4 separate regions of the Homo sapiens genome follow, and all the other regions are linked to region 3. The links are chromatin loops, found by intact Hi-C in ENCODE. Cell type or tissue: sigmoid colon. All regions are shown on one strand. Region 1 holds the start of SRPX (sushi repeat containing protein X-linked). Region 2 holds the start of DYNLT3 (dynein light chain Tctex-type 3). Region 3 holds the start of RPGR (retinitis pigmentosa GTPase regulator). Region 4 holds the start of TSPAN7 (tetraspanin 7).

Region 1 (8,000 bases), 110 kb after region 3:
TTTTTGAGATCTAACATAGGACATCATATTTATCCTTGCTGTCTTTTAATGTTTCAATACAGCATGCCTGCCTAGAGAGATGTTTGGAATCTGTTTCTTGCCCTCCTATCTTCATGTCCTTTGCCAAAAATATCTTTTTCTAGTTCATAAATAGTAACATCAAGCAGGATAGGAATGGTGTCATAGCTCTGTGGCACTCCCTGAGTGACTTCTCTTTGTTTTCATCAACTCATTAACCCTTAAGTTATTTGACAGATTATGAATCTATTTAACTATCTGATTGTCTTCCAAGATATTGTGGGATTGGGATGAATTGACAACCTCTTCCTCTACCTTACCTCTACCCTCATCTCTTCTATCAGAGAGAAAACTGGAATAAAAATAATAAGAAAAATAAAAGTCCCATTGGAATTTTCTCTATAGGGTAGAAAAGAGAGCAAGAGACTTTTTTTCCTCATTCCAGGCTCTTATTTTATTTTTTCATGTTCATATTAGTTCTTCCAAGGGTTTATATCGAATACTTCAAGCTTGTCAAGGAAAAATAATGGTTTCCCAATATTATATCTAATTGTGTTCCCTATTACTCTAACCCACGTGATTTATATACCTTATACATTTTGACAACAATGGCATTCCTTTTAGTATTCCCACTAGGTAAGAATACCACCTTGTTCTCTCCCCTTTATCTTTGTTAGGTAAAAATGAAAGGGTTATTTCGATTTATTGATACAAGAGGCAACTGAACTTGGATCTGTCCTTCAAGATATCCTTGCACAATGAAAACAACAAATGTTATTTTTCTCTGTAAACATTATATAGAGATGTTTCTTCAAGTCTTTTATTTTTGTTTATTTTTTTAATGGACACATTGTAAATGTACATATTTATGGGACCCCCATATCTACAAAAAACACTTAGCTGGCCATGGTGGCACATGCTTGTAGTCCTAGCTACTCAGGAAGCTGAGGCAGGAGAATTGCTTGAGCACAGGTGTTTGAGGCTGCAATGAGCTATGATCATGCCACTGCACTCCAGCCAGGAAACAGCACTCCTTCTGGATAAACAAATTCAAATTCAGAATAAGACCCTGTCAAAGAAAAAAAAAAAAAAGAAAGAAAGAAAAGAAAAAGAAAAAGAAAAAATCAAGTCAGTATTTTTTTTTTTGAGATGGAGTCTAGCTCTGTTGCCCAGTCTGGAGTGCAGTGGCACAACCTCTGCCTCCCAGGTTCAAGTGATTCTCCTGCCTTGGCCTCCCGAGTAGCTGGGACTACAGGTGTGTGCCACCACTCCCGGCTAATTTTTGTATTTTTAGTAGAGATGGGGTTTCACTATATTGGCCAGGCTGGTCTCAAACTCTTGACCTCAAGTGATCCGCCTACCTTGGCCTCCCAAAGTGCTGGGATTACAATCATGAGCCACTGCACCAAGCGTCAAGTCAGTATTTTGCGTGACCATCACCTCATCCATTTCTGATTTCTTTCTTTGTGGTGAGGACATTCAAAGGCCAGAGAGCAAGTCAACAGTAAGTGTGGTGTTTCTTGTAATCCAGCCAGAATCAGTGGATAGAAGTGAGCTAGAAGTTCCTTCTCAGCCCAGTAATAGAATGTATACTGGTTGTGGTGAAGACACATTGCTTCAGAGGTGACATAGGAAAGGAAGGCTGCTGGCCAGGCTATCCTGGACCTGGAATTTGGGGTGCACATTAACCCTTGTTTACAGACCTAAAGAAGTAGTTCTCTATTGGGGGCATTTTTCCCCTGGGGGACATTTGGCAATGTCTGGAGACATTTTTTTGGCTGCCATAACTGGGGAAAGGGGGATTGCTAGTGGTATCTGTTGCATAGAGGCCATCGATGCATCTCTCAACGTGCAAGGCAGTCCCCCTCCCCAAGAAAGAATCATCTAGCCCCAAATATCAATAGTGCCCAAGTTGAGAAACTCCTGGTCTAGAATTTTTATCCTATACTAAAACTTATACCGTGGAGCTTAGCGGATTGGGGAGAGACAAAAATATGCATCTGGTCAAACTCCAGGTCACATTCCTAAAGATTCTGATTTTATTAGTGTGAGGTAGAGCCTGGATATGGTATTTTCATGAAGCTCCCCAGGTGACCCACATAAACAAGGTTGAGAATGACTCCCTGGAAAGTCTGGTCTGATGGAGGCCACAGAATAGACTGACCTCCCCCATTTCCTTGCGACTAGGGGGTTATTTAAGGGTTGTTGGTTCCCTGAAGAGGTAGCAGCAGTGGAGAAACCCACAGGAGATGGAGCGAAGTCCCCCCAAGTGCTAGAGAGGGTAAGATGGACGTTCAAGTCTGGGGCTTTTGTGAGAATTGGGAAATGGCACTCCTTCTGGATAAACAAATTCAGAACTTCTAGGTGAGTGCCCCCAGGGCTCTTAGCCTAGCTATCAGACCAGACTACTGTGGCAGAGAGAAAGATGCCCTTCTAGTGGATGTGGCCCCTGCCAAGACGCAAAGCTCCCTGAACCCAAAGGCATTTGGATTTTGGCTCCCACTTGCCCCTTCCTCTGGATGCCTTTGTACAGTGCCCAAACTGCACAACCTAATGCAGCAACTCCAACTAAAATTTGCCTTAGCTAAGATCTTTCTGAGACAGCAAAGGGGCAACGTATTGCCTTACTGATTTAACAAGAACTAAACAACCAAAACAACAAACAAACAAACAAAACTATGAGAGGCTTACTCAAATGCCTCAAAGAAACCAGATCCGTCCTGCGGGCAGCCTAGAAACCCTGTCCTGATGCCAGGATCCAGCGATGCCAAGCCACAGGGAAGAGGCTCCAGTCTGGTCGTGGTATCTTTGGGGTGGTTGAGAACAACCCAGGAAATGAGGAAATCTGGCTGCAGGAACCTACAGCTGGATCCCCATGGCTGTGGGTGAGACAGAGAACTTTCTGTGCCTTGTGCTCTCCCATCAGCTGATCCTGGAAGGAGAACCTCAAGCCCCATCCTAAACCGCAGCAGAGCAGGCACGCACCCGGTCCAGTCCTTGATTTATTCCTTTGCAAAAGAGAAACAAACTAACAAAAAATCTGTAGTATGGACTTTGACGTCGGCAGAACTACACACCTAAGTTCCAGTCCCTGCTCTGCCAGTAACGGGGGTGAATCTGGGCAAGTTTCTAAGCGTCGGTGTCTTATTGGAGAAAGTGGACATGGTAATAGCGAACTTGGGGCATGGTCGTGAGGATCAAAACAGAGAACATGGCCATAGTATCCGGCCGCAGTGGGCCACTCTGAATCCCCTCGGTTGCCCCTTCTGTTTCCGTGTGACTCACGCAGCTTTCTGCACAGATGGTATCCTTCTAGACGTCTGGGATGTTCGAGGCGGTTGTATTGAATACCGTGTGTGTATTCCGGGTGAGGGGGCGCGCAAATTGGGGCAAAGAAAGCTACTTCAGGATATTTCGCTCTGCTGGGGCTTGTCTCCAGCGCTCTCTGGCCAGAAAAAGCGCTGGCACAAAAGGAGGAGGTGGGTGGGTCAGAGCCCCGAACCGCGCAGTGTTCCAGGGGGGGCGGAGAAAGGAGGGCAGGCCCCAGGCAGGAAGGAGGGAGGGAAAGAGGCGAGAGGAGGAGTTTTCCAGCCCGGCCTTCGCCCGCCCGCTAGCACGCAGTCCCTTGGTCTCTTCGGTCTCCTGCCGCCCCCGGGAAGCGCGCTGCGCTGCCGAGGCGAGCTAAGCGCCCGCTCGCCATGGGGAGCCCCGCACATCGGCCCGCGCTGCTGCTGCTGCTGCCGCCTCTGCTGCTGCTGCTGCTGCTGCGCGTCCCGCCCAGCCGCAGCTTCCCAGGTAGGATCGGAGGCGTGGCTGCCTCCTCAGCTGGGCACCAAAGACCCCCGGAGTCGCCGTTGGGACCCTTCGCTCGGGATAGAGGGAGGTGCCGGGGGCGCCCTTTGTTTGCGCAGAACTCCTCTTTCGCAGCCCGAGGGTGGGGATGATGCGGATCGGGGCTGGTGTCTGGGCACGCGCCGGGAAGAACTGACCATCCCATCTCCAGGCGCGGGGCGCCCTCGCGGCGACGGGAGCCCTAGCACCTTCTGCGTCCGGGCTTCCAGAGTTCCAATCAAACCCTTTTCGGTGTAGGAGGCTCCACAGAGAAAGTTTGGCCGCAGACTAGTTTGCTACTTTCTCACCCCCAGAATTTTGCCTCTCACATGGTTGCCCACTGGAGGCTGGCAGCTTGTCCTGGAAGGAGCCTCTATGCCCTCCCACTACACGTCCCAGGCTACCCCCTTGGGGCCGCAGGACACGAGCCACGGTAAAGCGACTTTTGTGGAAGGCACGGGCGGGGCCTCCCCTGAATCTCTTAACCCCCCCTGCTGGGGATTCCGAGAAAGTCTGCGCCTCTGAGGAAGAATTGCCAGCTGAGAGTGGTGACATGTGGCATGCACTTGATTAGCCCCAGGGAAAGAGGGCTACTCGCGCAAGGATCTGCTGGGCAGAGGGTGCGGCTTATTCCTGGAGGGCGTGGTCTCCGGCATCTAAGGGGGCCCTGGTGTTTCTTGGGGGCTCTCATGGTGTGAGCAAAATTCTCTTTGGAGATGCACTTTAAAAAGCTCCAGCTAACTTCCTCACCCTGGAGTCTTAGGTTAGCGAAGAGCTTCAGGGGAGTAGGGCAATGTGCCATGCACTCCTGTTGCCTCGGAATGGAGAGGAAATCCATGGATGCGTTTTAATTTAGTGTTAATGGGAAAGTGGGTGACGTCGGCTATAGGGCGTGCAAATATTTGGCTCTGCGTTCAACACCGTGGGCAGCTTAAATCTAGGGTATGAGAAATGAACCTACTGAGTTCTGGTAGAAGGATAGAGGATGCCCATCTTTCTAGCAGTGTGCTTGGGAGATGTAGGGATGGCTGCGGGAAATTCTCTGCACGCACCTAAATAAATGAATGAATAGAACAAATTTGTAAATTAATAAACAGGAACATTTGTGTTTTGAGCTGACTCTTAAGTTTTAAGCTGCTTTGTAGGAACTGATTCAGGGTAAAGTGGAAAGGAAATTTTATCCTTACTGCCAGGCAACTGTTATTCCCATGGTGTGTTAATACCTCCTCTCCCACCCCCTTTAGCAGGAATCAGGTTAAAATGAACCTGTAGGGGAAGAGGAAGTCATTAAGCGTCCCAGAAGCAGCTTTCTGGGAGCGGGCAAATAAGGTGAGAAGCTAGAGGTAGCTTTTCCGCACTGAGTTGGGAGGTGCCTGTGAGCTGCCTGGGAACCTCAACTTTTAGTTGAGCCTTTCTCAAGCTGGGGACCCCTTCTCCTTTTCCATCCGACCTCCCTCCGTTCTCCTCCCCTGCCCTCCCCTCTCCTTTCTCTCATCTTCCACCTTTATATAGTACAGCTTGCTACCAGGGCCCAGCCACAGAATCATGAGTTCGCCAGTTTGGGCATTCACTACCACCTGTCTTTTGGGACCTATCCCTGGCTTTCCTGGCTCCCTCTGCCAGCCTGCAAGCTGCTCCCAACTTTTAGCCACCATGTTCCTGCTTGCCACCACCTCCACTGACTCCTAACCTGCCCTCCGGCTCTGCTCAGACCACAAATGAGCTGAAGCTGATTGGAGCTGCTTGATAAACACTCCTCTTGAGCCTCCTTTTGGCATGGCTCAATGGGGTCTCTTGGGAAGTGTGCTCCGCTGAGGTTGTGAGATCCAGAGGAGGGGATTTCAGTCCAAGCCAGAGGCTTTGGAAGGCTGGGGAGGGGAAAATCTCTAGGCCCTTGGGTCTGAAAGCAAATCACATAGGCTGAGTTCACTCTAAGTGCTGGGTGACAAATTTTAAAGATCATTTCAGAGACACTCTCTTAGCAAGTGGACATCATATCTTCAGTAAGAGAGAAAGTGAAGGACTTGAATCTGGAACTTCTGAAAGAAGATGGAGATCTAGGGCTCCATCAGCAAGTCGATTATGTAACTATCTGCACGTGAATAGCACATCTGTCAGAGTGAGAGTAAATCATTCTCATTCCCACTCCTAGAAGGTCTCTGGAGTTCTTCCATCTTAGAATTTAATGCAGCTTTTCTGGCTCTCTGATCTATTTTTTGCAGCCTAGCAAAGATGCAGTGTCTATAAAAACCTACATGAAGTGTATGGAAAATTTGTAGAAAAGTTGTTTGTGTTTGACTGTGTTTGTATGCTTATAACAGATGAGAATTTAGATTCTGTTCTTAAAATAATTCTTAGAGCTGTATTTGCATGTGAGATAGTGGTGGTTCACTCTGCCTCCTTCTGCAAACAAGGCTGAAGATGGAGAATGAGTACCATGGCCTCTAAGAAAGGCTTCGTGAATCTTACATCTGGAGAAAACTGGTAAAGTAGCGTGGTTTTACTAGTCAGGAAAACCAAGTGAGGTTTGCTAAAAGCCAAACCAGACTACATCAGCTGAAGCAGTCTTTTGAAATACCACATTTGGAGATAAGTACTAGGAATGGAGCACCTAGCTCAGGTTATATAATTAAGGTGTCACCGGGAACAGGCTAGGAATTCCTATTTAGATTTAAAACATGTAATCAGCTGACAAAAGTACTCTGCAATGAAAAGGAAATATGCTGGGGAGAGCAGGTCATTTTCCTCTGGCATTTTCTTCATTGATAACACTTTCAGTACAGTACAATGTTGTTTGTTAGTTACTACTCATTTCGCAGATTTGGGAGCTGAATGAGACACCAGAAACCATTGTTAAAGCAGCGTCTTCACATCTTCCCACCTCATCAGTCCTCGTACCATAACCAAAGTGCTGCTTTTCTCTTTTAGATTATTGCTATAACATTCTCACTTTTGGTCTCTCTAATTCTAGCTCATTTTACTTTCTCACTTTAGATAATGGTCTTTTAAGTCCATTGACTTTAGTACTGTTTTTTATCACATCACTCCCTTACTCAAAAACTTAGGGCAGCAGGTCCCTGTTCTCACTCAAGTAAAAAGTTCTCAGTTGTTTTTAGGGGGCTACACAGTTTGCTTCTAGCCTAATTTTCCAGTCTTTTCCCCCTGGTTTCCTAAAATCCTATCCTTATAGAACCTGAGTCACATTTTCCTTCTTGGCAGATGCTGCTTTCTGTACCTGGAATCCTTCCCCCTTGCCATTTGTCCAAATTCTGCCCATCATCCAGCAACACCCCCACTTTGATGAGACCTTTTCTTGATCGCTCCAATGGGAAGCAACGTGCCTTCCTTTTAACACCCATGGTCTCACTCATGTCTCTTATATTTATCACATATATCACATATTTGATAATGCTGTATATTATCATAATTTATGCACTCTTCTTCTTGTAGATTTTAAGACCTTGGAGGCAGGGGCCGTGCTATGTCTTACCCTTATTTGTATTTCCCACGGTGCCTAGCAGAGCACTTTGTGCCACATGGATATTTGTGCGTAATGGATTAACAGTGCCTGTAACTCCAGTGATGGGCCATTGGACAGGAAAGGAGCTGAGGGAAACATGTGCACAGGTACACAGGGCTTTGTGCCACCATGAATCTACATACATAGAAACGATGGCTTACTGGATACAGAGGTTCCTTTTAAATATACGAACACTCTCTGTTTAAGCAATAACCTTCTCTGTTGGGGGCTGTAAGATGAGAGACTGACTGCAACCGCAAGCTGGAGTTTGCATTTATTATTTTTGTTGGCCACCTTGATCTGTGCCTTTCCCAAGTGGTTGAATGGTTTCCTTAGTAAACGCAAATATGTGTGCTACGTCAATTCCCCTTTCAGAGAACACAACTGAAATTAGTAATTGAAAGTGAAGAGAGAATTTGAACAGAAGAAGGTTTAGTTTTGCCAGGCTATAACATAGTATGAAATTTGTAGCAGGCAAGTTATGATTAATGCCCAGGTTAGAGATTCGCTTCCAAAATAGCAGCGTGAATAATAACCTCTCCCAACTTCCAATTCATAGGGAGTTTCTCAAACCAGCCCCTCAGTTCTTGACTGTGTGATGTCTTAACTGCTAACTTTTATGGGCCATTTG
Region 2 (8,000 bases), 480 kb after region 3:
AGCTGCTTCTATGGCAAACCTTTCTAGACAATATAATTTATTCATATTTAGGGAAAATTAATTATTAAAAACTCATTAACAGGAATTGCTTATGGCTGTTCAATGCGTAGAGCCAGATATAAAATATTATATGGGTGAAACCAAGATTGAGGGTCTCACTAAAGCATTGAAAGAGGTTTTATTTGGAAGCTTTAAAAAATTCAATTTTAACACCCTTTCTATTTTATTTTTTCATATAATTATATAAAGTAATGAAAATATTTTTTCACCAAGCCCCATACAGATGCCCACCAAGCCCCTCCAGTTTACCTCAATGTACCATGTAAGTATTATCCTCTATGTGGGCCATAGCATGGAAAAGTTTGGAAAGGACTGACCTACCAACATTTACTTTATATCAATTTTTTTTTTCTTGCTGGCAGAACTCACTTTTCACCATACAGAATGAAAAAACAAACATTTGTTGTCCCATATGTTTTGCCCGGTGGGGAGTCACGTGGCCCAATCTTGGCCACTGGAACCTGAGGAGAAAACTCCTGAGGACTTGAAATAAAGATTTTCTTTCCTAAGAAAATCCGATCAACCCCAGAAAATGCTCATCTTAGTCACTGAACGTGATATCTTTGTTCCTAGCGATACCAGAACTAATGCAGCCGTGTATGACCATGAGGCTAAATGTTGCTGACATGCTGAGGATATTGGCATGGAAAGATGAAAAGCACAGAAGCCCCAAAATTTGTTGAGCAACTAAACGAACCTGGAATATCTCTGCCTCTGTATGTCTGTGTATTAGTCTATTCTCTCATTGCTTTACAGCAATGAGAAATACCTGAGACTGGATAATTTATGAAGTAAAGAGGCTTAGTTGGCTCGTGGTTCTGCAAGCTGCACAGGAAGCAGAGTGACTCCTGCTTCTGGGGAGGCCTCAGGAAACTTACAATCATGGTGGAAGGTGAAGGGGAAGCAGGCACATATTACATGGCTAGAACAGGAAGAAGAGAGAGAGGAGGGAGGTGCTACACACTTTTAAGCAGCCAGATCTCATAATAACTCACTCACTTACTCTCACAAGAACAGCACTGAGGGGATGGTGCTACCCATCATGAGAAATCTGCCTCCATGATCCAATCACCTCCCACCAGGCTCCACCTCCAACACTGGGGATTACAATTCAACATGAGATTTGCTGGGGACAGATCCAAACCATATCAGTCTGGTTATATAAAAAAATAAATGCCATTATTTCAGCTCATCCTATTTGGGTCTTCTGTTACTTGCAACCACAGGATGCTAGTTAATAAACCCACTTGTAGTTTTAAAGCATGAGCCCCAAATTATTTGACACTTCTCCCATTGAGAAGTGGATTATGTGTCCCCTCCCCTTGAATCTGAGTGAATGTTTCAATGATTAGAGTATGGTAGAAGGGCTGCTGTGTAACTCGTGACACTAGGTGATAAAAGGTGACATATCTTCTGCCATGCTCGATGGAACCCTCATGCTTGGAGCCTTGAGTTGCCATGTAAAAGATCTGGCTACCCTAAGGTTGCCATGATGGTAAGAAGCCAATCCACTCGGTGGGGCCATGTGTTGTTGCTCCAGTTGGAAGTGCTAATATTTTATTCATCCAAGCCCAGATATCAGACATGTGAATGAACAAGTCTTCAGATGATTCTGGTCCCCACCATTGAATTTCCTCCAGTCTTTGAGTCTCCCCACCTGAGGCCCCAGACATCACAGAGCAGAGGCAAATTATTTCTGCTGTGCCTTGTTCAAATTTCTGACTAAACGAATCCATGAGCATAATATAGTAAATAAGCTGCTAAATTCTGGGGTAATTTATTACACAGGAATGGTAACTGGAACAACACTTCTTCATCTCACTTTATATGCATCATGAATGATCACATAACACAAACTTGAGATGTGCTGGTGTAGCTCTTGCAGTATTAAGATTAGGTAACTTCAGGGTTTAACCCACCCAGGCATAGAAACAGTTCTTTAGGGAAATAAAACTGATGTTCACAAAGACACTACGAATCCTTCTCATGAATAGACTGCCGGAGTTGCTCATAGGATGAAAACTTTGGTAAAAAAAATTCTTGAAAGAGGATGTGCTTCCTCTATGAATTACAGTCACTTTTCTGCAGTAACCCTGCATGATCCACAACTTAGGAGAACCAATAACAAACACCATACTATCAAGTAAACAGCCTTGTTTGGTTCTAAGTTCATAAAATAAGAGCCTGAGGTTCAGAAGCCCAGGAGTCCAGTTAACACCTATGTGCCCTGTAGAAGTTACTTTATCTTCTCAGCTTCAGTTTTACTTGTAAAATAAGGGAGATGGACTAGAAGACTAATGGTTTCCAACTTTGATTCTGGGGAGCAAAATAGAAAAGTGTTGTGGTTGGCTGAATAATGCTCCCCCTCAAATTTGTCCACATCTGAATTCTGAGAATCTGTGAATATGATACAGAGTGCAAAAGACACATGGCATATGTGATTAAGTTAAGGGTCTTGAGAGGGAAACAGGAGGGCAAGAGTCATACATCTCTCGTTTATAGAGATGCCTCACACTTCCTTTGAAGCAGAAGCGAGAGAGGAGAAAAGATACTACTGGCTTTGAATTTGGAGGAAGGGGTCATGAGCCAAGGAATGCAGGCAATCTCTAGAAGCTGGAAAAGGCAAAGAAACAGAGTCTGTCTTGGAGCCTCCAGAAGGCATGCAGCTCTATGGGCCCATTTTAGACTTCTGACCTCCAGAACTGAGGCAGGAGAATAGGGTCAGGAGGCAGGGAACTTAAAACTGTTTCACGCTTACTTCATAGAACTAAATTGAAAGGAAAACCCTGGCCAGGCACAGTGGCTCACGCCTGTAATCCCAGCACTTTGGGAGGCTGAGGCAGGCAGATCACTTGAGGTCGATGAAGTCGGGAGTTCGAAACCAACCTGACCAACATGGAGAAACCCCGTCTCTACTAAAAATACAAAATTAGCTGGGCGTGGTGGTGCATGCCTGTAATCTCAGCTACTCAGAAGGCTGAGGCAGGAGAATCGCTTGAACCCGAGAGGCGGAGGTTGCCGTGGGTGAGCCGAGATCGCGCCATTGCACTCCGGCCTGGGCAGCAAGAGTGAAACTCCGTCTCAAAAAAAAAAAAAAAAGGAAAACCCTAACCTTCCATACCTTCCATGCCTAAGTAACAAAAGGACCAGAGGCTATTCCCTTTGCAAATCCCCACCTTTTCTGCAGGGCAGATGGGAAATTTAAAGTACCTCTGATTGGTTGCTTTTTGCAACCAAAGAGCAAAAAGCAACCAATCAGACATTTGCACAGGAGTGGAACTTTGTAACTTCACTTCAGCCTCTGATTGGTTGCTGTCTGCAACCAATCAAACTGATTATGGGCCAAATCTTTGTTTGAATAGAAGTGCAACTTTGTAACTTCACTTTAGCCTCTGATGGTTGCTTTCTTGCAACCAATCAGACGTTTGCATAGGAGTGTGGCCTTTGTAACTTCAGCCTCTGATTGTGGGCCACTACTTCATTTACATGGGGTGCACACCAAGTGGCCAATGGGAAATCTCTAGGGGGTATTTGGACCAGAGAAGATTCTGGATCCCGGCCCTTGAGCGGCTTCTCTGCCCGCTCCCACCCTGTAGAGTGTACTTTCGTTTTCAATAAATCTCTGCTTTTGTTGCTTCATTCTTTCCTTGCTTTGTTTGTGCGTTTTGTCCAATTCTTTGTTCAAAGAGCCAAGAACCTGGACACCCTACACTGGTAACAGAACTGTAAGAGAACAGGACTGTGTTTCTTTAAGGCACTACATTTACGGTAATTTGTTACAGTAGCAATAGGAAAGTAATACAGTGGTTAAGAGCTTGGGCTCTGCTATCAGACTACTTGAGCTCAAGTCCCTTTTCTACACCCTACTGGCTGTATGACCTTGGGCAAATTAAATTCTCTATACCTCAGTTTCATCTTGATAAAAGCAGTGATGGAAGAACTAACTCCTCTGACTTATTGTGAGGTTTTGAGGAAGTGTCTAGGATCATCTGGAAATTAGTAATTTATTTTAAAATTACTAATTTAAAATTACTACATTTATTTTAAAATTACTAATTTAAAATTACTACATTTATTTTAAAATGTAGTCATTGTTCTCTTGTTGAGAAGCATCTACTTTAGGAGCCGTGTATACAGCTTCTCATCAGATCCTTACAACCAGTAGTGAAATAGGTATGATGGTAAGTTTCCATATGAGAAAACTGAAGCTGTGGGAGGTGAATTTTTCCAAGTAACATAGCTAGTAAGTGGACAAATCAAAGTGGCTGGTTTACCACGAAATTAACTACATTTATGTGCCACATGATGGTGAATGAACAAATACGTGCAAGTAATCACAGCAGTGGGCACTCAACCACTAGTGCGGAGTCTAGACTAACTGCCACTAGGTCACCCCATCTGATCCACACTGGCGCCATTCCCAGTTCTTTACATTCATCCCTTGTTTCCAGAAAGGGCAGAGGAAGCGAGGAAAAAGTGCGTGGCCTGAAGTGACGCCTGGCGTTGCCCGAAGCCCGCCCAGCGCTGCCAGGTGACGCCACTGCGACACAAAGGCGGGGATTGCGTAGGGAAAGGCCCTAGGCCATAAACGGGGGTGGGGCCTCCCCGGAGGCCAGTGCGCGGCCGCGGTGCTCTACCGGCGTGTCGCTCCGCCCCAGGGAGAGCCGGCGCTACCATGGAGGAGTACCATCGCCACTGCGACGAGGTACCGCCCCTTGGCTACCTGGGAGCGCCCCCCACTCCCGCCTTCCTCTGCGCGGGGCTCTTGCCGGGTGGTCTCCCAGCGAGGGCGGTCCCAAGAGTTGGGGTGCGGCGTCCTCCGAGCCCGGGTCCTCTCCCCTGGGCCCGGGATCCGCCCCGCCCGACCCGTTCTCCCCACCCCAAAGTCCTGAGATTCGGGGTGGGAGGGGTGGCCAGGAGCGCGCGGATCAGACGGTGGGGTCGGGGCAGGGTTGGGAGGACGAGGCCTGACTTGGGTGCGAGGAGTGGGCATGGGGTGACGGGCGCCGCCCTCCTACCGGGCGGGCCTCGAAAACGGGTCTTCCCGCTGCTGCCTCCGTCCCTTGGCTTCCTCAGCGCGGGTGCTGCAGCCCCCATGGCTCGGAGTCTCGGGGTCCTGGTGGCACTGCCATTCCCGCTCCCGGTAATGCTTGCCAGGATTAGGCAAGGAGGTGCTTTATGGATTACGAGCCCTTGCTTACTGACTCAGGCTTTCCCAACCCTCACCAGAAACCCATGATGTCAGTTGTTATCTCCCTGTTATTGATGGGGACTCCAAAGAAAAGACTAAGTTGTCAGACCACTTTATAGTACTAAAGTGATATTAATCTTGAGTTATCAAGTATTTTCATAATCTTTAATTTGGGAAAGGAATTTTTGCCTAGAAATTTTTGCCTAGCATAAGTTAAAAACAAAATTGAAAATAGTCTACTAAGCATTCTCTTCATATGGACCACTTCATTCTCTCACTTAGCTGAAACCATTTCTATATTCTTATGACACATAACATCCTCATAGTCACCTCTTGCTTATTTCCTACGTTTTACAATACAATGATTCTTAATCTAGGATGTTCATTAGAATCACCAGTATAAAGCACTTTTTTAAAAAAAAATGTAGACTTGCAGGCTCTGCCCCAGACCTCACGGGAGGTAGGTAGGGAAAGCATTCAGTATTTTTAAGTGTTTAGGGGCAAGATTGGCCCCTTCTGTAGACCTGATGCCCTTTAACACTTTAACACCTGTCTAGGCCAGCCTAGGATATTCTGTGTAGCGTCATACTTGTAAGCCTGTGTTGAAAGCAGCTTTACCTTTTGTTTTCCCTTTAGGTTGGCTTCAATGCTGAGGAAGCCCACAATATTGTCAAAGAGGTGAGTCATACATTTTGTTTCTCTTGAAGCTTGCTGCACTGGTGGAGATTTTTAAAAGCTATATTTTGAGTTTCAGCACAAACTTAGAAACCTTACTGTTAAAAGAAGAATATTTTGTTTTGTTTTATTTTATTTTATTGTTTTTTGAGATGGAGTCTCGCTCTGTCACCCATGCTGGAGAACAGTGGTGTGATCTCAGCTCACTGCAACCTCCACCTCCTGGGTTCAAGCAATTCTCCTGTCTCAGCCTCCCGAGTAGCTGGGTCTACAGGCGCCCGCCACCACACCCATCCAATTTTTGTATTTTTAGTAGAGACGGGGTTTCACCTTATTGGTCAGGCTGGTTTCGAATTCCTGACCTCCGGTGATCCACCCGCCTTGGCCTCCCAAAGTGCTGGGATTGCAGGCGTGAACCACCACACCCGGCCAAGAACAAGATTTTAAATATTTATCCACTAACTCTTTATAGGGGTCCTTCTATATTTTGTTGTGTGCTATCAGCATCTTGAGGCTTATTCTGAAAGAGATGCTTAAGGATTTTCTTAGTCTAGAAAACTGGTTTAAAATTGATGCCCTGTCTTTTGGATAAAATAACTTTTATTCCAGAAAGCAAACATTATTTTAAATGTTAATGCTATAAAGTATATGTACGCATATATATGTACACACGTCAACTTTTATAATGTAAAGTATATGTATAATATATATGTATATTGTATAAAATAGATAACAAAAGCCCTAGAAATATCTGCCTTTGGGCATGTACACTTTTTTGCCCAATATAATTGGAAAAAATGATCATTTAACATATTTTAAGCATTGATATGATAGTGAATCAAAATTTTAAGAAAAATATTTGAAACTCCTTTTAGGCAAATAGAAAAGAAATTACCTTTGGGAATTAATTCTGGCAGGGGACCGTTCATTATTTTAGAGGTATCACATACAGACCACAGTGTGGGAAAGGTATTTTTTGACACCCAGGTCTGGCCTTACACAGCTAGAATTAACTCAAGGTCTGAGAGGAATAGACAGGCACCTGAAAATCCTGCCATATTTGAATACTTCAGAATTATGCATTCTATCTATGTAGCCTGAGAGTATTTAATTATTAAAAGTAGAAAGCAAAGGTTTTTAATACCTTTACAATGTAAAAGCACAAATGAGGGAAACTGGGAGGTGGAAGAGGGAGTGGAGGTAATGAGAAGGGAGTGATCTTAGTTTTCAAAGTGGCAAGTCAGGAAAGACTGTCCTTGGTTGATGGAACATAAAAGAAAGAATGCTGGGCTATTTGGGATTCCATTTAAATAGTGCCTTCTTCCTTAAGTTCTGAACCAAATGAAAAGAAAAAAGAGCCATTAGAAAGAGAACAAAATACCACCTTTATTATTGATAAAAACCAGTTTGATGATTGTACCTTGTTTTGCTAACTCCCATTCAGTTCAGCCCTGGGAAGAGTCATCCAAGAGAAAGTTTGAGTCAGCAGAGAGAAACACTTGTTCAGGCTGGTGCCTTTCATTGGTTTGGGTGGAGAGGGAAGGAGAAACTAAAGCCCAAGTTCAACACATTTGGGAGACTCCCAAATGAGATGTTAGAACAATGGTTATCACCCACCAACCAGGTAACTCATTCCACCTCCATGGGGAGGAATAACTGACAGGACAAGAGGCCAGGAATGTTAAAGAACAATCCTCTGCGTTGAAGAAAACATCCAGAGTGGAAAAGAAACATGTTTCTAACAGTGTAAATATATTTAAGTTAAAAAATCGTGATTTCACTATATTGAGAGAAGGGGGCGGGTGGTCTGAGGGAACCAAATTTTCATCTATCATAGTAGGAGTTACATGGATGTTGCCTATAATTCATAAATCAGGAAATAGTGAGATAAACATTATTTGGAGATACATAAGTAACCCTTGGAAGAAATAAAAACAGTTGTACACTGATGAGTTTCCTCTGGGGAATGGGACTGGGGATGGGAAAGGAAAGGGTGGGAAGGAAACTCTTCATTCTAAGCTTTTCTGTTCTACTGGATTTTTCAAACCATATGCCTGTTACTTTAATATTATAT
Region 3 (8,000 bases):
AAACCCCATCTCTACAAAAATACAAAAATTATCTGGGTGTGGTGGTGTGTACCTGTGGTTCCAGCTATTCGGGAGGCTGAGATGGGAGGACTGGTTGAGCCCGGGAGGCAGAGGTTGCAGTGAGCTGAGATTGCGCCACTGCACTTCAGCCTGGGTGACAGAGTGAGACCCTGTCTCAAAAAAAATAGTATATAGGACAGGCGTGGTGGCTCACGCCTATAATCCCAGCACTTTGGGAGGCCGACGTGGGCGGATCACCTGAGGTCGGGAGTTCTAGACCAGCCTGACCAATATCATGAAACTCCATCTCTAAAAAAACAAACAAAAAAAAAAAACAAAAAAAAAACAAAAAAAAAATTAGCTGGGTGTAGTGGCGGGTGCCTGTAATCCCAGCTACTCAGGAGGCTGAGGCAGGAGAATTGCTTGAACCCGGGAGGCAGAGGTTGCAGTGAGCCGAGATCATGCCCCTGCACTCCAGCCTGGGCAACAGAGGGAAACTCTGTCTCAAAAAAAAAATACTATATAGATAACATTTATATCCTGTTATGCTAGAAATGTATCTCCTCCTAGCTAAGGCCAGCCCCTCTACATGGGGTCAGGATGACACCTCCTCCTGGCTTAAATTATTATTTTTATAGGTTTATTGACCCTCAGCCTCTGCGTATTTGAGAACTTGCTATTCATTAATTCTGCCATTCAACAGATATTTATTGTGTAGCTATTATGGGCCAGGTAATAGTCTGGCACTGGAGTACAACAATGGACAAACCTCCCTGCCCTCATAGAACTTGCATTTTAGTAAGCTATGTACCAGACATAGTGCTATGTTCTGGCCAAAGAGAGGTAGTGCTTGCAATGCAGGAAATGAAAGAACTCAGTCTAGTGGAAAGACAGCCACAAAATCACATCACACTGTATAATAAGTGCTGTGATGAGGCATGTGAACGTCCTTGATGCATGAAGGGGTCATGTGGCCTCATTGCAAATTTGGAGAGGGCTCCCAAAAAAACACAACACAGCCTCAGAATTGAATGATGATGAAGCAGAGATTGCTAGGGGGCTCTTTGGAGGAGGCAAGAGCATCCTTGAAGATGTGTGTGCATTGCTGCATGGACTTGTAGGGGACCCTCAAGGGTCCACACACTTTCATACTGTAGAGCTCATGTGAATTTGCAGTACAAATGTGGCTCTGGAACTGACGGTTCAATCCTGCATCTACCACTTGATAAATATGGGACCTTGCAAAATTATGTGATCTCAACCTCAGATTCTTCTTCCCAAAAATGAGACTGAAGTTAGTACTTCATTTAGGGTTCCTGTGAAGATTTGATGAGATCAACTATGGTGTGCTAGTTTTCTCTTGCTGTTGTCACAAATTACCATCAACTTGGTGGTGGCTTAAACAATACCCATTTATTATCGTACACTATTGTAGTTCTGAAGTGTGAAACGGGTCTCACTGGACTAAAATCAAGGTGTCAGTAGAGTTGCATTCCCTTCTGGAGACTCTTGGGGAGCATCCACTTCCTTGCCTTTCCCGGCTTTCAGAGGCTGCTTGCATTCCTCCGCTCATGGCCCTTACCTTCATCTTCACAGCCAGCGCTGTTGTATCTCTCTGACCACTCCTGCATCTTCACATCTTTTTGTGACCACAGCCTGGAAAGGCTCTTCACTTTTAAGATTTCATAGGATTTAATTGGGCTTACCTGGTTAATCTAGAATAATTTCTCCATCTCAAGGTCCTGAATCCAGCATCTCACAACTGCAAAGTCCCTTTTGCCATGTAAAGCAATAGACTCACAGATGCCGGAGATGATGGCATTATTGAAAACTAAAGTACAGGGTGGGAGCAGGCCCTAGCACAGGGGCTCAAGAGCCCCTTTACAGAATTTTCTGGGATTTTATTACCCTCTAGAGGTTTCCCACTGGTTACTTGGTGCCATTCCCAAGTAACCATTGGTATATTTCCCATTGGTTACTATGTAAATGAACTAGTGGCCTTGCAACCAATCAGAGGCTGAAGTGTACTTACAAAGGTTACACCCTATTCAAACATCTGATTGGTTGTGGAAAGCAACCAATCAGAGGCTAAAGTGAAGTTACAAAGTTACACTCCCATGCAAATGTCTGATTGGTTGCAAAAAGCAACTAATCAGAGATACTTTCAATTTTCCGTCTGCCACGCAGAAAAAGGGGGTGGGGGTTGCAAAGGGAGTAGCCTCTGGTTCTTTTGTTACTTAGGTATGGAAAGTTGGGGTTTCCTTTTGATTTAGTTCTAGGAAGTCAGCATGAATTGGCCTTAGCTTTCCTGCCTCCCGACCCTATTCTACTGCCTCAATTCTACAGTCACTTTCCAGTGTTGCAAGTATCTCAAGCCTGCTTTCACTATATAGACCCAGTCATTCCTCAAATACGTGCCTCCTTCTGGGGCTTCTGCTCACCAATTACCTGCTCAGCACCTCCAATTTGATGTCTTAGTGTGCTCAAGGATGAACTCATTATGCTCTTCTTGCCCCATTTACCTAACTCCAATGTCGCCAGCTCTTTCCTCAGTGTTCCCCATCTCAGTAAATGGTGCCCCCCTCCTGCTATTTGCTTATGTTGGAAACCTTGGAGTAGGGCTGCATCAATATCTTCTGGGATGCTTAGCACCAAAATGTGCCTTACTGTATTTTGAAATAAAAACAAATGACTGCATATTAAAAAGTAAATCTTTAAAAATTCTCATTTGCCCGTAGTAACAATTATGATACTCTAAAAATGAATATCAAATCCTTTTCAAAATAATTTAGGGCCCTATCTTTGCTGTTGCTCTAAGAACTATTTGGTAGTCCAGCACTGTCTAGGAGTCAATAGTCAGAAACCATTTCCTGTTGATTCTAAGACCTAAAATATTTTCAAATCTGCCTGCTCCTCTCTGGCACCAATGAACTGTACTCCAAGCCATCCTGACCACATGTCTGAAATTCTGCAATAGCCTCTGAACCCTTCTCACTGCTCCAGTTTATTCTCTACAAAGCATCTAGACCAGGCAGAATGATTTCAGGGACACACATAACTGATCCTGTCCTGTTGTTCTACTGCCTAAAACTTCTCAGTGGTTTCACATTGTCTTTAGGATAAAATCTCAGATCCTTAATAGGCCCAAGACCTTGCCACCTCGCTAGGAACCAGCCTCGCCTCTTGGTGTTCCTGGAAAGAGTCAAGCTCCTTACAAACCTTTATACACAATTTACTCTCTGCCAAGAGCTCTCTCCCCCTCCTGGCTTATCTTTCTCCAGTTCTTAGATTTAATGTTCTTTCTTCAGATAAGCCTTTCTTAACCTCCTACACCAGGTCAACGCTTCTTGTTAACCACTTCCTTAGTAACCTCCACTTTGCTTTGTAAGTAAATGATTATTTGTGTAACTAATAGTTTAATGTCCCCTCTTCATGTTAATGCAAACTTCCTGAGAAAGTGTTGGTAACACACAAGAGTAATTCAGGGATCCCTGAATCCAATTGTGTCTGATTCTAGGGCCCATGTCCACAACTACCAAACGTACGTAAATCTGCTCATTCTGGAAGATGGCTTTTTGCTTCTTTATTTCATGATAGCCAAATGTTGATGCATGGGAAACCCTGCATCATATAACATCGCTGAGCAAATTCTAGAGCAATGATGTTGGGCTACCCCTTTGTGTATGTTCTGTGAGTAGTGGACCATATACACCTCAGCTTTTACTTTTGTTGACTACAGGCTGGACTAGCTGGACTAGCTGCCCACATGCTTAAACAGAGGTAACATTAACCACTTTACAGGGTTGTAATAGTACTCATTTGTCCAATAAATACGTAATGAGCATTCAGTATAGGCCAGATGTTGGTTTAGATGCTGGGGATATCTTTAGCAGAGTGCTTACCTCCTTTAATGTTCCAGCTGGTCACTATTACTAGTAGTGTCATAATTGTGTGTCGATGCTTGCTTATGTCACGGAGTATGGGATTTGTGACGTTTGCCACTCATGGGCAGGGTCCCTGCGGCGCCTGGACCTCCAACGGCACAAGGGCGCGGACTCCACAGCATCACTGCGCGGCGTGGCCGCCTCTCTGCTCCAGGCCGCCAGAGGGCGCGTGGTCTCTACTGCCCCTCCGCTGTGCCTGAGCCTGCCCCTTACCAGCCACCCGGCCTCCGTTCCCCTCCCCAACGGCGCCTGTCCCGCCTTGCATTCCCAAGCTCCGCCCCCGTTGCCCGTAGCGGCTGTTTGTTGACTTCCGGGAGCGCGGTTGTAGTTGATCTCCGGAGTTTCGCCATGCGGAACTTGGGGGCTTTCGCGGCCCGCGTCGGTGCGGAGTAGCTGCTTTAGCCCCGACCAAACCGTCCTCTACAGCCTCCTGGCCCCGGCGCAGGCTGCCCGTACTGCCCGTGGCATGAGGGAGCCGGAAGAGCTGATGCCCGGTGAGTTGCGCCCGCGCCGGTGGCGGAAGGCCGGGAGGGAGGGTCCGCGGGCGGCCGGGCCCCGCCTCCGGATCGGCCCTGTAGGGGGACAGGCCCCAGGCTTGGCAGCCGGACTGGGGCGGGATCGCTGGTTGCGCTCCCGCGAATGACTGAGGGCAGAGGACCGGACGGGAAGAACAGGATGGGGGAGAACGGGAAAGAGGGTGCCTGTCTTTCGTATGCTTTTTAAATAAGCTCTTGATGAGCTTCTTGAAGGCAGGGACACTTTTTTTTTTTTTTTATGAGACGGAGTTTCACTCTTGTTGCCCAGGCTGGAGTGCAATGGCGCAATCTCGGCTCACCGCAACCTCCGCATCCCGGGTTCAGGCGATTCTCCTGCCTTAGCCTCCGAGTAGCTGCGATTACAGGCATGCGCCACCACGCCCGGCTAATTTTATATTTTTAGTAGAGACGGGGTTCCTCCATGTTGGTCAGGCTGATCTCGAACTCCCGACCTCAGGTGATCAGCCCACCTCGGCCTCCCAAATTGCTGGGATTACAGTCGTGAGCCACCGCGCCCGGCCAGGGAGGGACACTTTCTGTAAACTCCCCAAAGTGCGGACTCCAGACTTGTGCACTTTGGAGGTCCTGAGCTCCCGGTTATGTATTGAATGCAGTAAAGAGTGAGTGATCAGGGCTGTGGGGTAAAAGGGGATACAGGAAATAAATTGGACAAAGAGGGAGAAGAGGGACCCTTTAGCGAGTGTTTTTTAGCCTTTTTTTTCCTGAGCTCCATAGTTAGAAATACTTTTGACATTGTGACCCGATACTCCATATATACCGTGTAACAGAAATAGATGTCTGGTGAAGCAGTCCTTGTTCTATCCACTTAGATTCCACACACACCTTTTTGATAATGCATTCTTTTAAAATGCTGATCGTGATCCACTGAATTGATTTTCTGGCCCACTAATAGGTCACGACCATTTTGAAAAAACACTGGGTTTGAGCAGAATCATACCTTCACTGAAATATGTATGTTTTCTTCCATGCTCCTGGCCGGAACTGACATTCCTGGCCTGCAGTTCACAATTTAGTGAGACATACAGGAAAGTAAACAAAATGACCATATAAATTGACAGTAGATATTACAGGGCCAGAGCAGAGCCACCAAACCTTGGCTTGGGATGAGGGTATCAGGGAAGCCAGGGGAGCCAAGACAAAACAGTTAAAATGTTAAAGTAATTCATTCTGGGGAAACTCAGAGTCTGTTCTAGATCCTAGTCTCCCAACTCAATTATTAGTTGGAACTGAGATGCCTCACAGTGGTTCTCAAAAAGTTGTCCACAGTGGCTAGTCTCTTGCGTATTAATATTTATTATTAATACTTATATTCGCTATGTTTTCCTTTCTGGTACGAATTAGTTTATGTGTGATCACCCACCTTGGGATTTCCCCAAAAGCTGGACCTGGCCTACTATTTGGTGTATGTGTGTGTTTAAATGGTTATTGGGAAATGGTAGGGGTTTTTAGTCTTTCTTCAAAATGACGCTGTGCCACAACAGTTTGTGAATACTACTCAGATCAGGTAATGACTTGATGTAAGAATGTTAAAATCTCAACATCCCCATGTACTCCTCTCCCAATCTCCTAGGACCGTGGCATTTTGTGATGATGTTTTGGGGGGAAAGATAAACCGTCCTTTCCCATGTACTGTTTCTGGAAAGAGAAAAAGACATCTCTATAACTAACTATAGTGCATGAGTAAGATGAGAATTAGAAACTTCCTGAGTAGCTGTGTTGAGAGGATCTTTTCATTTTATAACTGGATCCCTAAACATTCTGAATTCTCAGAAATCAGGAAAAGCTAAAGTGCTCCTTTGTTGACGACTTGGTAACCTGTCTTTTATATTAACAATGTTGAAAGTTATATTTGACTACAAACTCTCCATTATGATGAATTGGTAAACAAAACATTCAACAGTTACGAATATACATGTGTGTAAGGGGGACCTTTTCTGTGTGAAAAGTAGAACACACAAGGGCTACTTTGTGCTAGGCAATATGGGTAGTGCATACCCTCTGTAACCTTAGAAAATAGTTGGAAAAAAACAACATTTGGGGTAACAAATGGTGAACTCTGTGTTTCAACACAGAAAAGCAGTGACTTTTTTTTTTTTTTTTTTTGAGACGGAGTCACAGTCACACTGTCGCCCAGGCTTGAGTGCAATGATGCTATCTTGGCTCACTGCAACCTCCGCCTCTGGGGTTCATGCAATTGTCCTGCCTCAGCCCCCCGAGTAGCTGGGATTACAGGCGCCCACCACCACGCCCGGCTAATTTTTGCATTTTTAGTCGACACGGGGTTTCACCACGTTGGCCAGGCTGGTCTCGAACTCCTGACCTCAAATGATCCACCTGCCTCGGCCTCCCAAAGTGCTGTGATTACAGGCGTGAGCCACCACTCCCGGCCGACATTTTTAAAGTATAGCTTTTTATTGCTTTGTGATGACCTCATCTTACATATTGTGCTACCTACCAATCTCTCTAATCAAACTGTTACACAAATCTTGCTGATTTGTGTAACAGTTTGATTAGAGAGATTGCTAGGTAGCACAATTATTTGCCATATAAATTCTACAGATCACGTAGTTCAGAGAAGCCAGTGATCATTTCCAACTCTTATGGTAGAGGAAGAGTTTACAGAGGTAGCTATTGAGCTAACACTTTGAGGATGCTAGGCTCTGGGCTAAGTTCTTTATACATGTCATCTCATTTAATCCTTACAACAACCTTTGAATACCTAATTGCCTTTAAAGCCTATGGTTTTTTTTCTAGCTGCTTTCCCTTAGTTCGAATGAAAGAGATAGTGGTGGAGTAATTTGTTTCTCTCTGTGCTGTCTCCGGTTTTATGGGTATTCATTGGGATTACCAACAGAGAAATTAAGAGTTCACCATTTTGGCCGGGTGTCATGGTTCACGCCTGCAATCCCAGCACTTAGGGAGGCCGAGGCAGGAGCCCAGGAGTTTGAGACCTGAGCCTGAGACCAGGAGTTTGAGACCAGCCTGAACAACATGCTAAAACCCAGTCTGTGCAAAAATTACAAAATTTAGCTGGACATGGTGGCACACGCCTATAGTCCTAGCTACTCCAGAGGCTGAGGCGGGAGGATTGCTTGGGCCCAGGAGGTCGAGGCAGCAGTTAGCCGTGATTGTGCCACTGCGCTTCAAGCTGGGTGACAGAGTGAGACCCTGTCTCAACAAAAATAAAAAGAGTTCACCATTTGGGCTAACATTGTTTCCCTTACATGAGAACACTGGAGGTTCCTTGGAAAAACTGGACCAAAGAAAATCCAAATTGACTGATAGAGACTCTCCCCATGGATAGCCTGATGATGTTAATGAGGAAACGAAATACTGTCCTGTTTCTGTGTGTGGAGAAAAGCTCTCAGTCAGAGGCCAGACCATGAGGTGTTAACTAGAACAAGAATAGCACAGATTGTGCCATTTCATTCCAGGGAATAGACATCTACTTGGTGACAGCAGAACTATTAGTAATAGATGACTGCCTTCCTTGTGATAG
Region 4 (8,000 bases), 230 kb before region 3:
TCTAGTTCTAAATCTAAATTAAGGTAATGAAAGGGAAAAATTCCTATTAAAACAACTCACGAACACAAAGGAAATAATTCTGTCTAATCTTTCCTCCACCTTCCACTTTAAAGAACACCAAGGTCGGCTGGGTGTGGTGGCTCACGCCTGTAATCCCAGCACTTTGGGAGGCTGAGGCGGGCAGATCACGAGGTCAAGGGATCGAGACCATCCTGGCCCACATGGTGAAACCCCGTCTCTACTAAAAATACAAAAATTAGCCGGGCGTGGTGGCACACACCTGTAGTCCCAGCTACTCGGCAGGCTGAGGCAGGAGAATCACTTGAATCCAGGAGGCGGAGGTTGCAGTGAGCTGAGGTCACACCACTGCACTCCAGCCTGGGCAACACAGCGAGACTCTGCCTCGAACAAACAAACAAACAAACAAACAAGACCAGTAAGGTCATCTTTTTGTAAACTACCTAGCATAATCCCAGAAGTTTTGACAAATATTTGAGTACCTACTATGTGCCAGACATAGTTCTAAGTGCTGAAGAAAGATTTACCAACTGCATTTACTGAACTGAGAGATAATTCTTATAAACATTTAACAGGTAAATATTTGTGACCTTGGTTTTGGCAAAGGATTCTCAAATATGACACCAAAAGCATAAACAAAAAAAAAGAAAAAATAGGTAAGCTGGACTTCATAAAAATAAACTTTTGTACTTCAAAGGACACCATCTAAAGATAACCCACAAAATAGGAGAAAACACTTGTAAATCATGTATCTGATGAGGGACTTGTACTCAGAATATATAAAGGGCTCTTACTACTTAATATAAAAAAACCCCACATCTTAAGATGGTCAAAAGATATGAATAAATATTTCTTCAAGAAAGATACACAAATGACCAACAAGCACATAAAAAAGACACTCAGCATCATTACACATCAGGGAAATTCATACCAGAACCACAGTGAGATACCACCTTCACACCTACTAAGGCTATAATAAAAAAGTCAGGCAATAACAAATGTTGGCAAGGATGTGGAGAAATTGGAATCCTCATGGTCAAAGGGAAGGAGTGCTTTGCTTTGTGAAACAGGCTGGCAGTTCTTCAAACAATTAAACTTAGAATTACCATGTGACCTAGCAATTCAACTCCCAGGTACATACCCAATAGAAATGAAGACATGTTCACACAAAAATCTGTACATGAATGTTTATAGCACCATTATCCATGATAGCTAAATGACCCAATCAACTCAAATGTCCCCCAACAGACAAATGGATAAACAAAATGTGCTATAATCATTCAATGGAATATTATTCAACCATAAAAAGGAATGAAGTACTGATATACACTACAACATGGATGAACCTTGAAGTAATTATGCTGAGTGAAAAAAACAGTCACAAAAGGGCAACTATTGTATGATTACATTTATATGAAATGCCTGCAATATGGAAATCTCTAGAGACAGAAAGTAGTGGTTGCTTAGGGCTGGCAGGGGGTGGGCATGAGGGTGGGAAGTTGAAATTGGGGGGTAAACGGGATAACAGCTAAAGAAACAGGTTTCTTGTGAAATGATGCAATGTTCTAAAATTGACTGGGGTGATGGTTGCACATATCTATGAATATACTAAATATACAGAAATATATACCACTTATATACTAAAATATGTGCTACTTATACTAAAACTCACTGAATCGTATACTTTAAATAGGTGGCTTTTATGGCATATGAATCATGCCTCAATAAGGCTACTTAAAAATAACGTCTTGTTTAAAATATCCTCACACATCCGAAGAGATCTTATTCTTTTGGTTGTAAGTATGAAATGATTACAACAACCAAAGCCAGAACTGGCTTTGGTATTTAAACTATTGAAAATGTTCCAGGTTAACATTTAAGACTATGAAAATCTTGAAAGTAGAAAAAATTAAAATGAAGGCATCAAGGAACTTCCGGAGGACATAAAATGCAGTGATTGTTTAAGATGTATTGGGGGCATTAAGTAATTAGATTCATAGGGGTGGAATGTAAGCAAGGAGAGTTAAAGTGCTCATATGAAAAGCCTCAGCCTGGAAGACCCCCTTCTTTACCAGCTTGCAGTGATTCTGAAAGAACAATATTTCTTCATGTGCACTGTTAACCTTATTTTTAAGGAAGATAAAAATACCTCCCCCCTCCCAATATGATTCACTCCAGTAACAAATAGGAAGTCAAGTAAATGATAAAGGGCCAAACAAAAAGAGATTTAAGGAAACACATAAAAAGCTAAACCAGTTCCCAGGAATGGCTACTGGGAAGTTTCAGCAATCAGCATGTGTTACTGCTTTTTACAGGCAGAGCATAAGATGATATGATCTGTGCATAGCTCACAATTCCACTACTGAGACATTTCAACCTGTGTCGTTGTCAGTCCAAATAAAGTCCGTTTCTGTGTTTGCCTTGTGCAATATGCCAGTTAATCTATCCTAGCTCATTGCAGAGCTCCTGGTATGTGTGGTCTGGGGAGTCCATACCTTCCCTGACTTGAAGAACCACCAACGCCAGCGATAAGGAAATGTCCGGGTGCATTAGGAATATTTTTGATCCTCAATAAATCTCTGCTTCTTCCTTGACCATTGCAAACAGTCCGGTTTGCCATCTAGCTGATTCTCGGTACCTCATACAGCACTGTGCTCCAGTTTCAAAGCAAAAATAGGGCTAATATATGGTGGTGGGTGAGGGGCGGGGGTGAGGGGTGCAAGAAGAAAACAAGCAAAGGTTGAACTGGCTTTTCCTACAGAGCCTCAGATTTCAAAATGACTGCCGTAGAAGCTAAAATGACCCAGATTTGGGGGACAAGGGGGGAAGAGGGTCGATATTCATTCCCCTGCGGGGTAGCTGTAGCTTGATTATGGGCGTAAGGAACTAGGGAAGACGGGGTCACCGACATGAAAAGAGAAATAACAGGGAATGGTCTTTAAGTACCACGCACCTCTCTCAGTGAATCACTGCAGTGTCAGCCCTGCACTGATTCCATGATTTGCCAAACAGGATGAGGTAAGGCACAAGCCTGGAGCCCCCTCCTCCTCCTCCTCCTCCCCCTCCTCCTCCTCCCCCCTCCCCCGCGCAGAAAGGCGCATCCCTCCGCGAGGTGCACCACGCAGCCCCCCGCGGCCCTGGCTGAGGGGTGACGTCACCCTTCTGCATTGAGCTTCAAGGACCGGCGGCAGCACTGGATAGATGGGGAGTAGAGTTGGGGCGCTATCTCTATCACCAAGTGGAGGGGACCCTCTGCCAGGGCGCTGCGGATTGTGCTCATGCAGTGACAGAACCACCAGATAGGGAGTGTAAGGATGCAGGGAGGTGGGAAAGGAATCCAAAGACTCATCTCTTGGGTCACCAAGAAACCTCAAAGATGCCCCCGGCTTATGTAAGACCCTCTCCCTTTCGTGCGCCTCCACGCGGTGACAACGCCTGCTCCCCATCGTGCGCTTGGGAGACTTCGGTCGCCCTTGCCCAGCCAGGCAGGCACGGTGCTTCTGGTGCCTCCCTCCCGCAGCCCCGTGGGGTCAGGAATAACTGGGAATCTGAGATTAAACCCCACGCTCCCGTGTCCTCTCCTAGCCCGCCACAGGTTAGCTCCAAGAGGCGCCGCGAACCGGCTGGTAGGGGAAGGGAGAGAAAGGTGTACAGCGAGGAAAACAGACGAATAAACCCGCAACTTTCCCCAGGAGCTGACCCTATCCCGGGAGATTATAAAAGAAACTAATGCATTAACATTTTTTTTTTGGAAGGTCGACAACCTGCAGTCACCGACACTCCGCAGCCCCTTGCAGCCTGCGCGGAGCGAGGTCTAGGGTTCCAGCAGCCCCGACCCGCACCCTGCCATCCTGCAGCCCCGACCCAGCACCCCGCGCCTGTCTCCTTAAAGAGGGGTCCCAGATTTGATTTTTGGTTTGGGTTTTCCTCCCCACTTCTTTTCTCAGAGCATCATCATACGGACCGATGGACAGCGACTCGGCCACCGGCCCGGCGTGGGCACTTACCCAGAAGACGAAGGAGTAGATGATGAGGAGGGTTTTGAGACAGGTTATCACAGGTTTGGTCTCCATTCTCCTCGATGCCATACTACAGAGCTCCGGCGGCGGCGGCGGCGGCGGCAGGCGGCGGGCGGGCGCGCGGGAGGGGGAAGAGGCGGGGCGGGGCGGGGCGGCGCGGGGCGGGGGCGCGTGCCGCGAGAGGCCTCGTGAGCGCGCAGGCGAGGCCGTGCGCGTGCGTGAGCGCGCACCGCGCGGGGCTCCTACTGAAAAAGCCGGGCCGGGCAGTGACTGCGCATGCGGGAAACGCCGCCCGCGTTCGCAATACTGCGCAGGCTTAGACCCCCAGCGGAGGAGGGAGGCGAGGCCAGGCGAGGCCAGGCGAGGCGACACGGGGCGCGGCAGGACAGTGGGGAGGGAATGGGAGAATTTAGAGGCCGGGTCAGAGGTCACGGGAACCTCTCCCAGTCCGCCCTGGCATTTAGATTTCTGCTTTGTACACAGTTGGGCGTTACATTTGCAGGTATGCCTGCACCTGGCTATGGGAAGTTTATGGGTGCCCCGCTGCCCATCAGTCACGTTTCTGCATTTTGACACCCCCCAGGGCCTTCTCACATGGAAATGGCCCCGTAGTCATGTCCTTGGCAACCAGCAGGCCTTGTTTGTGCCAGGAACAGACAGGTGGCCAGAGATACAGCTGGAGGGATGGGCAGGAACGCCGGAGCTCAGACAGACCCCAAATCCTCGCCACCACAGGTATCTGCAGGCTCCTCCATTTTTCAGATTTGTCTTACATTTTGAAATAATAAAACGAAATGACAAGAAAGGTCTGTATGAGGCGTCATTCTTGCTGCGCATACAATGTTTAACAGAATACAGAAAAATGTTTAATATGCCTGAGAATCATTTGCAGCGCGCTAACAAGTACAGTCCACCTCCCTCCTGTAAAGGAAAGCTGCATTGAGGTCAAAAAATAATGTTCACAACCAATTTGGAGTTCCTCAAAAAGTTGAACAGAGTTTGCATATGATCTAGCAACTCCATTCCTGGGTATTTACCCAAGAGAAATGAAAATATATGCCCACACAAAACCATATACATGAATGTTTATAGCGGCATTATTCACAATAGCCAAAAATTGGAAACAACTCAAATATCCGTCAGCTGATGAGTGGATGACCAAAATTCGGTGCCTCCATACAACGGAAAATTATTCGGCCACAAAAAAGAATGAAGTACTACTGGTAAATGCTGCAACGTGGATGAACCTTGAAAATATGCTAAGCGAAAGACGCCAGACACAAAAGACCACATATTGAATGATTCATGTATAGGAAATATCCAAAATAGACAAATCCATAGAGACAAAAGAGATTAGTGGTTGCAGCGAGTGGGAGGCAGGAATGAGGTGACTTTTAATGGGTAAGCGGCTTCTTTTTAGAGTAATGAGAATGTTCTAGAATTACATAGTGATGATGGTTGCACAATACTGTGAATTACTAAAAACCACTGAGTTGTATACTTTAAGAGGATGACTTTTATGATATATTAATTATATCACAATAAAAACGTACATTCCACCCAGATATGGTTTGTAGAGGAACACACAGATTCAGTGGGAGATTTAGCTTGATTGCTAAGAGACTAGTCAAAAACAGCAACACTATCACAGGTTAACTCAATCGTGGATGATGATGTTAAGGATACATATTTGTGAAAGAGTGAAAAACAGAGTCAATAAGGCTTGGGAAAAGCCTGCTAAGGTCAGTTGTTACAGGAGTAATTATTACCTCTATCCAGTTATATGTGGTCTCAGGTCAATAAGGTAACTGTATGAACAGGACAAAAATATGAGGAAGAGGAGAACCTGTTTAAGGAAATTGTCAACTATAACAAAAAGGTATGTGGGCATACAAGGGTGGAATATAGGTGCAGGTGAAAGAAGGGACAGGTTGAGCAAGGTGTCTGTTATAAAGGGGTCTTGGCACACTGATTCTCGATGCTGGGTGCTCATTTGCATCACCTGGTGTTTTAAAACAATTATGAATGCCTGTGCCCAATCCCAGCTATTTGGAGTCATTTGGTGTGGGGTGAAAGCTCCGCGTTTTAGAAGCTCTTCAGGTGGTCTGAATATTAAGCAAGAGTTGAGGGGCATTGCCCCATACTGCAATGAACTTAAACCCAACTTCAGAGAGGAGCTTTCTCTTTCATTCTTACAGACTCCAGGCTGATTCCAACTGCTGCAGCAGCAGGGAAAGGATACTGAAGACTTCAAGCCCAGTGGGTATCCTTAGCATCAAAAGATCTTGGCCATGTATAATTATTTTGTAAAGAGGTCAGAAATCTCAATGTTCAGCCCAACAGTGACACTGCTAAGCATCATAGATAATTTGGTGAGTTAATATATGACATTCACAGAAGACACCCATCAGTTTAAGCTAACTCACCGTCTCACAGTTTGGAGCATTTTTGGAATATCTCTTAGGTCCAGATTCTTGAAAACTTGGACTGTTCTAGCAAAAATAAACCATTTAAATATAAAGATAAATATGAATATTCAGTAATGTAATTAGTAGATAAATTAACATAGCTTGTAGCTAGATCCTTGCTCTCCAATTGTGGCCCATGACATATATATAGGGTGACAAGCCATCCCAGTTTGCCCAGGACTGAGGGGTTTCCCTGCATTCAGGATTTTCATTGCTAAAACCAGGAAGGCCTTGCGCAAACCAGAACATATTAGTCACACTAACCCTGAGCTGGCAGCATTGACATCCACTGGAAGAGCTGTTTGAACATGCAGAACCTCAAGCCCCACTCCAAGCCCATGTTAACAAGATCTCCAGGGGAGTCAGATGCACAGTAATGTCTGTCATGTATTATGGATTGAATTGTGTCCTCCCAAAAGATATATTGAAGTCCAGGCTAGGTGCGGCTGAAGTCCTAACCCCAGTACCTCAGAATGTGATCTTATTTGGAAATAGGGTTGTTGCAAATATAATTAAGACAAGGTCATACTGGAGTAGTGGGGGCCCATAATCCAAGCACTTTTAAGGGCTCATATCCTTAAAAGAAGAGACACAGGGAGAGGGCCATAGGAAAACACAAAGACACACAGGGAGAAGGCCATTGTGACAACAGAAGTAGAGATCAGAGTGATGCAGCTACAAGCCAAAGACTGCCAAGGATTGATGGTCACCTCCAGAAGCTAGGAGGAGGCAAGGAAGGATTCTACCCAGAGTCTCAGAGAGAGGATGGCCCTGCTGACACTTTGATGTCAGACTCCTAGCCTCTAGAACTGTGAGATAATACATTTCTGTTTTTTTTAAAGCCACCCAGCTTGTGGTACTTTGTTACAGCAGCTGTAGGAAACTATCACGTGTCTAAGATTCACTGATCTATAATGCATCAATATATAATCACAGCTGCCATATCACCAAGCAACTCACAGTAGCACCATTTACAATAGCCAAAATATGAAAACAACCTAAATAAATGTCCAGTGACAAGTAGATTAATGAAATCTATTTTGTGGCATATCTACACTAGGGAATATTATTCAGCCATAAAAAGAGATGAAGTACTGATGCATGATACAACTTGGATGAACCTTGAAAACATTATGCTGAGCGAAAGCCAGATGCAGAAGGATGCATATGTATAATTCTATTTATATGAACTGTCCGTAATAGTCAAATCCATAGGCAGATTAGTGGTTGCCAAGGGCTAACCCTAATGGAGAGTCACCGTTTAATGGATATGGGGTTTATTCTTGTGGTGACGAATAAGTCCTGGAGCTAGATAGTGGTGATGGTTGTGCAACAGTGGGAATGTACTTAATGTTGAATTGTACACCTTAAAATAGGTAAAGTGGTAAATTGCATGTTATGTGTATTTTATAACACACAGAAATAATATGTAACCACAGCAAGTCCAAGTGTCCTGTGGCCTGAAGGAATGATGTAGGTTGCGGAGCTGAAGGAA

Evidence for each region. Hi-C counts contacts between places; a loop is a spot of excess contacts. Peaks named below come from ENCODE experiments on the same cell type or tissue, not always from the same donor. Only the 100,000 strongest peaks of a DNase experiment are listed, where the experiment ranks them.
Region 1: a loop joins it to region 3, with 2.0 times the contacts of the local background. A loop is called at or near these places in 11 of 110 quality-filtered maps.
Region 2: a loop joins it to region 3, with 12 times the contacts of the local background. A loop is called at or near these places in 10 of 110 quality-filtered maps.
Region 4: it touches region 3 in a loop (3-fold over the local background); 9 of 110 quality-filtered maps call a loop at or near these places.

Annotation. Positions count from the first base shown.
Region 1 is chrX:38,216,509-38,224,508 of GRCh38, reverse strand. SRPX (sushi repeat containing protein X-linked) reads left to right here and starts at 3,638. Exons shown (of 10, transcript NM_006307.5): 1 at 3,638-3,813. The coding sequence starts at 3,717. LOC124905176 (a long non-coding RNA gene) reads right to left here and starts at 3,601. Exons shown (of 2, transcript XR_007068212.1): 1 at 2,710-3,601; 2 at 817-1,087. In sigmoid colon, a CTCF peak has its summit at 4,348 (motif pointing left); DNase peaks (open chromatin) are centred at 3,568, 3,978 and 4,318; H3K4me3 peaks cover 2,773 bases.
Region 2 is chrX:37,844,246-37,852,245 of GRCh38, reverse strand. DYNLT3 (dynein light chain Tctex-type 3) reads left to right here and starts at 4,675. Exons shown (of 5, transcript NM_006520.3): 1 at 4,675-4,765; 2 at 5,888-5,929. The coding sequence starts at 4,736. RefSeq lists a silencer at 4,902-5,011. In sigmoid colon, no CTCF peak of the experiment used is centred here; a DNase peak (open chromatin) is centred at 4,625; H3K4me3 peaks cover 1,745 bases; H3K27ac peaks cover 1,086 bases.
Region 3 is chrX:38,323,778-38,331,777 of GRCh38, reverse strand. RPGR (retinitis pigmentosa GTPase regulator) reads left to right here and starts at 4,269. Exons shown (of 15, transcript NM_001034853.2): 1 at 4,269-4,438. The coding sequence starts at 4,411. It also overlaps a transcript of OTC not described here. RefSeq lists a silencer at 4,331-4,580. In sigmoid colon, a CTCF peak has its summit at 4,109 (motif pointing right); DNase peaks (open chromatin) are centred at 4,187 and 4,547; H3K4me3 peaks cover 1,765 bases; H3K27ac peaks cover 924 bases.
Region 4 is chrX:38,557,653-38,565,652 of GRCh38, reverse strand. It overlaps TSPAN7 (tetraspanin 7), which reads right to left and starts at 4,111. Exons shown (of 8, transcript NM_004615.4): 1 at 4,026-4,111. The coding sequence starts at 4,106. RefSeq lists an enhancer at 3,510-4,011. In sigmoid colon, no CTCF peak of the experiment used is centred here; DNase peaks (open chromatin) are centred at 3,182, 3,952 and 4,312; H3K4me3 peaks cover 2,387 bases; H3K27ac peaks cover 1,302 bases.